Regions from separate parts of the Homo sapiens genome. Here region 2 is linked to region 1. A link is an interaction called in ENCODE POLR2A ChIA-PET data of the cell type or tissue named here. Cell type or tissue: MCF 10A. All regions are shown on one strand. Each heading gives the region's core, and the rest is flanking DNA. Links, peaks and the distances in the headings are about the cores only. Region 1 has its middle 7.1 kb from the start of TXNDC2. Region 2 overlaps RAB31 (RAB31, member RAS oncogene family).

Evidence for each region. Peaks named below come from ENCODE experiments on the same cell type or tissue, not always from the same donor. Only the 100,000 strongest peaks of a DNase experiment are listed, where the experiment ranks them.
Region 2: POLR2A ChIA-PET joins it to region 1 with 6 read pairs; 3 of 35 experiments call an interaction of 5 or more read pairs at or near these places.

The regions. Positions count from the first base shown.
Region 1 is chr18:9,891,685-9,894,489 of GRCh38, forward strand. No RefSeq gene overlaps it. Among named protein-coding and RNA genes, the nearest start is that of TXNDC2, 7.1 kb to the left of the region's middle. In MCF 10A, for the core only: no CTCF peak of the experiment used is centred there; no DNase peak of the experiment used is centred there.
Region 2 is chr18:9,827,003-9,829,807 of GRCh38, forward strand. The region is part of intron 5 of RAB31 (RAB31, member RAS oncogene family); the gene reads left to right. Among named protein-coding and RNA genes, the nearest start is that of TXNDC2, 58 kb to the right of the region's middle. In MCF 10A, for the core only: no CTCF peak of the experiment used is centred there; DNase peaks (open chromatin) are centred at 1,029, 1,399 and 1,959.

The DNA of each region.
Region 1 (2,805 bases), core at 120-2,619:
GAGTATGGACATTTTCTTTTTCTGAGTAAGAAAGATGCATGCACTTAATAAAAAATCAACCAAGCGGGGAGTGGTGACTCACACCTGTAATCCCAGCACTTTGGGAAGCCAAGGCGGGTGGATCACCTGAGGTCAGGAGTTTGAGAGCAGCCTGGCCAACGTGGTGAAACCCCATCTCTACTAAAAATACAAAATAATTAGCCGGGCATGGTGGCAGGTGCCTGTAATCCCAGCTATTCAAGAGGCTAAGGCAGGAGAATCGCTTGAACCCAGGAGGCGGAGGTTGCAGTGAGCCAAGATCGAGCCACTTGCACTCCAGCCTGGGCAACGAGAGCAAAACTCCATCTCAAAAAAACAAAAAACAAAAAACAAAAACAAAACAAAAAATCAACCAAGAAATTGTTTTCATCTCTAATATTTAACATGAAGGACAAATAAGAAGCAGTTCTAATGAGAAGATCCCAGATAATCATATGAGCTGTGAACAATGATAATCTAACCAGAGCCTTAAGAATCAATGGAAAATCTGTTAGAATTAACGAGAAAACTCAACAAAGTGGCAGTAATTGAAGTAATATCTAAAAATCAACAGCTTCCATGTGATTCTGTGGCAAATAATTGGGAATCTGTGAAAAAAAAGTCTTATTCACAATAGCGACAAAATAAAATGTCTAGCAATAGTCCTAATGAGAAGTAAGGATGATTAAGAGTAAAATAAAACATTCTGAGATGTATATAAGTAGGTTTGAATAAAGTGAGACAGTCCATTTTTCTCATTGGAGAAAAGACTGAAAGATGTTGATGCTTTCCACTTAATTAGTAGACCCTGTAATTCCAGCCAATATCTCAATGGGATATTTGATAGAACTTAACAAAATATTTAAAACTTCACTGAGAATAATAGACAAGAATAGGCAGGAAAAGTCTCAAATGAGAAGTAATGACGAGATATGTGCCCTATCAGAGAGTTACATGTGTAGTTGGTACATTAATTATAAAACAATGATATTAATGAAGGAAAAAGAGAGCAATGAAACATAATAGTAAGCAAAACCACACATTGGCATGTAAGTAGTAATATATGACAAGGAAACATTTCAATTTGATGGACAGTGAGTGGATTTTTTTCAAAAAATTGGCAAAATTTTAATATTTGAGGGGAAAAATCAATGTATATCCCAATCCCACACCAGACACTAAAATAAATATAAGCTGAATTAAATGATAAAAAACAAAATATGGAATGATTAAAAAATAGAAGAAAATTTAGCTGAAGTTTTTTTGTTTTGTTTTATTTTTGTTTTTGTTTTTTTGAGACAGAGTCTTGCTCTGTCGCCCAGGCTGGAGTGCAGTGGTGCAATCTCCGCTCACTGCAAGCTCCGCCTCCTGGGTTCAGGCCATTCTCCTGCCTCAGCCTCCAGAGTAGCTGGGACTACAGGCACCCACCACCACACCCGGCTAGTTTTTTGTATTTTTAATAGAGACGGGGTTTCACTGTGTTAGCCAGGATGGCCTTGATCTCCTGACCTCGTGATCCGCCTGCCTCAGCCTCCCAAAGTGCTGGGACTATAGGCGTGAGCCACCACGCCCAGCCAGTTGAAGTTTTTAAAAATGTTTTCGAGACGGGGTCTCGCTCTGTTACCCAGACTGGAGTGCAGAGGCGTGATCACAGCTCCCTGCAGCCTTGAGTTCCTGAGCTCAGGTGATCCTCCCAACTCAGCCTCCCAGGTAGCTGGGACTACAGGCTTGCAACACCATGCCTAGTTAATGTTTAATTTAAAAAAATTTTTTGTACAGACGGAGTCTCACTGTTGCCCAGGCTGGTCTTGAACTCCTGGCCTCATGCAGTTCTCCCACCTTGGCCTCCCAAAGCACCGGGATTACAGGCATGAACCACCGCACCTGGCCAAACATGTATGTGATTCATGGATGGAGAAAGGATTTTCTAGACACAATTGCAATTAAAGAAGTAGATTTGAACATATAAAACAATTCAACATTTTTTTTTTTGAGATGGAGTCTTGCTCTGTTGCCCAGGCTGGAGTGCAATGGCGCGATCTTGGCTCTCTGCAACCTCTGCCTCCTGGGTTCAAGTGCTTCTCCTGCCTACTCCCGAGTAGCTGGGATTACAGGCACCCACCACCATGCCCAGCTAATTTTTGTATTTTTTAGTAGACATGGGGTTTCACCATGTCAGTCAGGCTGGTCTTGAACTCCTGACCTCAGGTGATCCGCCCACCTCAGCCTCCCAAAGTGCTGGGATTACAGGCGTGAGCCACCATGCCCGACCCCAACAATTCAATTTTTTAAATAAAAAATATAAACAAAATTGACAGGAAACAGAAAAAGGAAATAATATTTGCCAAATGTACAACATTGGATTTAATACATGTACTATAAAAGTACTCTTACAAATCAGTAAGAAAAACAGAATATTCTCATAAAAATAGGCAAAAGACATAGTTCACATTAGAATAAAAACAAGTTTGTAATAAAAATAAAAATAAAGCCGGGTATGGCAACAGCTCAGGCCTGTAATCCCAGCACTTTGGGAGGCCGAGGCGGGTGGATCACTTGAGGTTAGGAGTTCGAGGCCAACATGGCGAAACCCCTTCTCTACTAAAAATACAAAACTTAGCTGGGCGTAGTGGAGGTAGTGGAGCATGGCTGTAATCCCAGCTGCTCCAGAGGCTGAGGCATGAGAATCACTTGAACCCAGGAGGCGGAGGTTTCAGTGAGCTGAGATCATGCCACTGCACTCCAGCCTGGGTGACAGAGTGAGCTCCTGTCTCAAATATAAAAATA
Region 2 (2,805 bases), core at 54-2,553, 65 kb before region 1:
TCCAACCCCATACATTCCGCATAGCAGGTTCTAGTTCTACATTTCTTCTGCTTGATCTTGTTTTCCTGATTTTGAATTCTTGGCTCTACACAAATCCCCTTTGACTCTTCCCAATTTGAAACTCTTTCAGGCTTTCCTGGTCATTTTTGGACATTGGCCTTCATTTCATGGCTTCTAATGGAACTGCTTTTCAAGCTCAGGGGTCTCCTGTTGGCATTTCCTTGAAATTCCACCTCTCACTGGTGTATTTAGGGCCACGAATGAATCAGAAGGATGAGGGAGGGATCAGGAAGTGCCGATGGGAGAAGACCCCTCAGACCTAGTTTATTTTATCTTACAAGTGGTAGCAGTGGGAAGTTACCCAACAACAGTGACGATGGGGGCTGGGTTGGGAAGTGGGAGAACTTTCTTCTCAGAGGTGGTGGGTAATGACCTTGAGATGGCTCTGCTGTCACTGGCTGCCTCTGCCTAAGATTCCTCCTACCCTCCCCATGAATACAACCCAGGAGATGCTCAGGGGCTGTTCTCATGCACTCTCGCCTCTTCTGAGGGATGGAATCATGGTCTCTTAACATCTTACGGAAGCACTCTGGTGCCTCTTACAGAAACATTGGGAGGGATGGGTGGGACTGCTGCCAGGGAGTCCAGAATTCCTTCCTGGAGTAGAGGTCATACACCAAGACAAAGGGCATCTAGTGTTAGAAGTGAAAATAGGGTAGGGTAGGAGGAAGGAAATTAGTCCTATCAGCTCTCAGTCATTTGATTAGCAAATACGTTTTGACGGTCCTTTTGTGGCAGCAAAGTGCTGTGAGAATAGAAAAGAGACTGTCTTTTCCTTTGAGCTATTAATGTTTACTTCTATTTGGGCAGCCAAGAAAGGGGGTGGGGAAGTATCTGATGAGCAATGTAAGACTGTATTTAATGAAGTTCCAGTTGGTCTGATGCAGTCCAGAAAGGACAGAGGGGTTCAGGAAGGGGAGAGGTCAGAATCATCTGTTGTGACTAGGAAAGGCATGGGACGACATGCGTCCCAGGTGAGGTATGTGCCACAGGCAGTTACGGATGTGTTGGAGGAGGAAATTCCAGGAAGGGGCAAGATCTGGAACGAAGGCCTGGAGGTGGGAGCGAGCTTGGCACGTGTTGGCAGGGAGGGGCCGTCAAGAATATCTACCCTGCGCCTGCCCTGGGGAATAGTGGGAAAGATGGCGGGATGGTGTGGGTCTCAGAAGCATGCAGAGTGGGTGGGCTCGATGTGCTGGCCAGGATGGTGCCCGCCTCGGCTTCCCCATTGCCAGGCAGTCAGAACACTGTTTTCTTCTGAGCCTGTTGTGGCCCCAGGCTCCTCCTTAATGCAATGCCTCGGGTAGTCACTACCAGTTAAAGAGATCAAACCTATTGGCCATCCTCCAAGGAGGCTGTGGGAGCCGTTCTAGTGTCTTGAGTAAGTGTGTGATTCATGCAATTTCCTGTGCAATCTATAGCTGGAAACCAGGGTGAGCCTGTGCTTCCATAGTGTACACGGTCAAGTTAGAAACACCACCAGCCATCTCCTCACTTGTTTTACATTTTTGGATAAAGTTGTGGTTTTTAACAGATTAAAAATATATTTGGAGATAAATACTTTTTACTAAGAATAATAAATTTACATTGCTTTCATCTCTTCCATGTGACTCTAAAACTCATTCCAGTCTTGATAGTGAGCCACAGTTGAGTAGGGGAGTTTCTTAGAAATTATACAAACCAAATAACAGAATTTGAAATGCTGGACCTTAAAAATCCAATTTATTCCAAATACTAAAAGCACTAAAGCCAGTGAACATCAAAAGGCCTGAAAAATCATGGCAAGTGTTAAATGCACGATGCGTTTTCCTTATGTGAGATAATGAGGAAGAATAGAGTCTGTGCTGTTAAAATGTGTGTGCTCTGAGATGTGCCTGTCCGTGTTCTGCGACTGATGTGGTGCGGGTGGCCCCTCCCATTTACCTGCTGCTGTCACAGGAGGAGGGAGGGAGCTGAAGACTGAGCTGCCCAGAGAGCCCATCAAAGGCATCTGGAATCTTTCTTAATTTAAAACATTCTTAAAGAAGAATATATAAAACAAGCATATCGTAAGGAATACTGTGGTAATAAAATGAACAGCCGTGTAAGTGTGCCACAGAGAACCCTTCCCCAATCGTATCCTCTTCTCTCCACCCAGAAGTAACCACCCTGCTGACTTTGGTGATAACCACTTGTTTTCGTTATGCTTTACACCTACATTTGCATTTTCCAAGCAGTAGATTTGCCCGTTTTTGAACTTTGTAAGCGGAATGAGACTGTATGTGTCACGTGATGACGTGTCGTTCACTCAGCATGTTTGTCAGATTCACCTGATGGGGGTTAGCTGTGGTTTCTACATATTCATTGCTGTCTACTGTTCCGTTTTATGAGTGGAACACAGTTTATCTATTCATTCTATTGGTGGATATTTGAGTTATTTCTGGCGTGGTGTTACTATGAACATTGCTGCTTGAACGTTCTTGCACATGTGTAAGCATTTCTCTGGACTGGGGTAGGTAAGAGTTGAATTGCTGAGTTTCAGGGGGTGCACACCCTCAGTCTTACTAGGTAATGCCAACGTCTTTCACGGTGGCATGGAATATGCCAATCGTGTGTGAGACTTCCTGAGGCTCTGCCTCCTTGCCAGGCTTCAGAATTGTGATCCTTCAGGGCATATAGTGCTATCTGACAGTCATTTCAATGTGCATTTTCCTAATTACCTATAAAGTTGTCATCTTTTTATATATTTATTGGCCATTTAAGTTT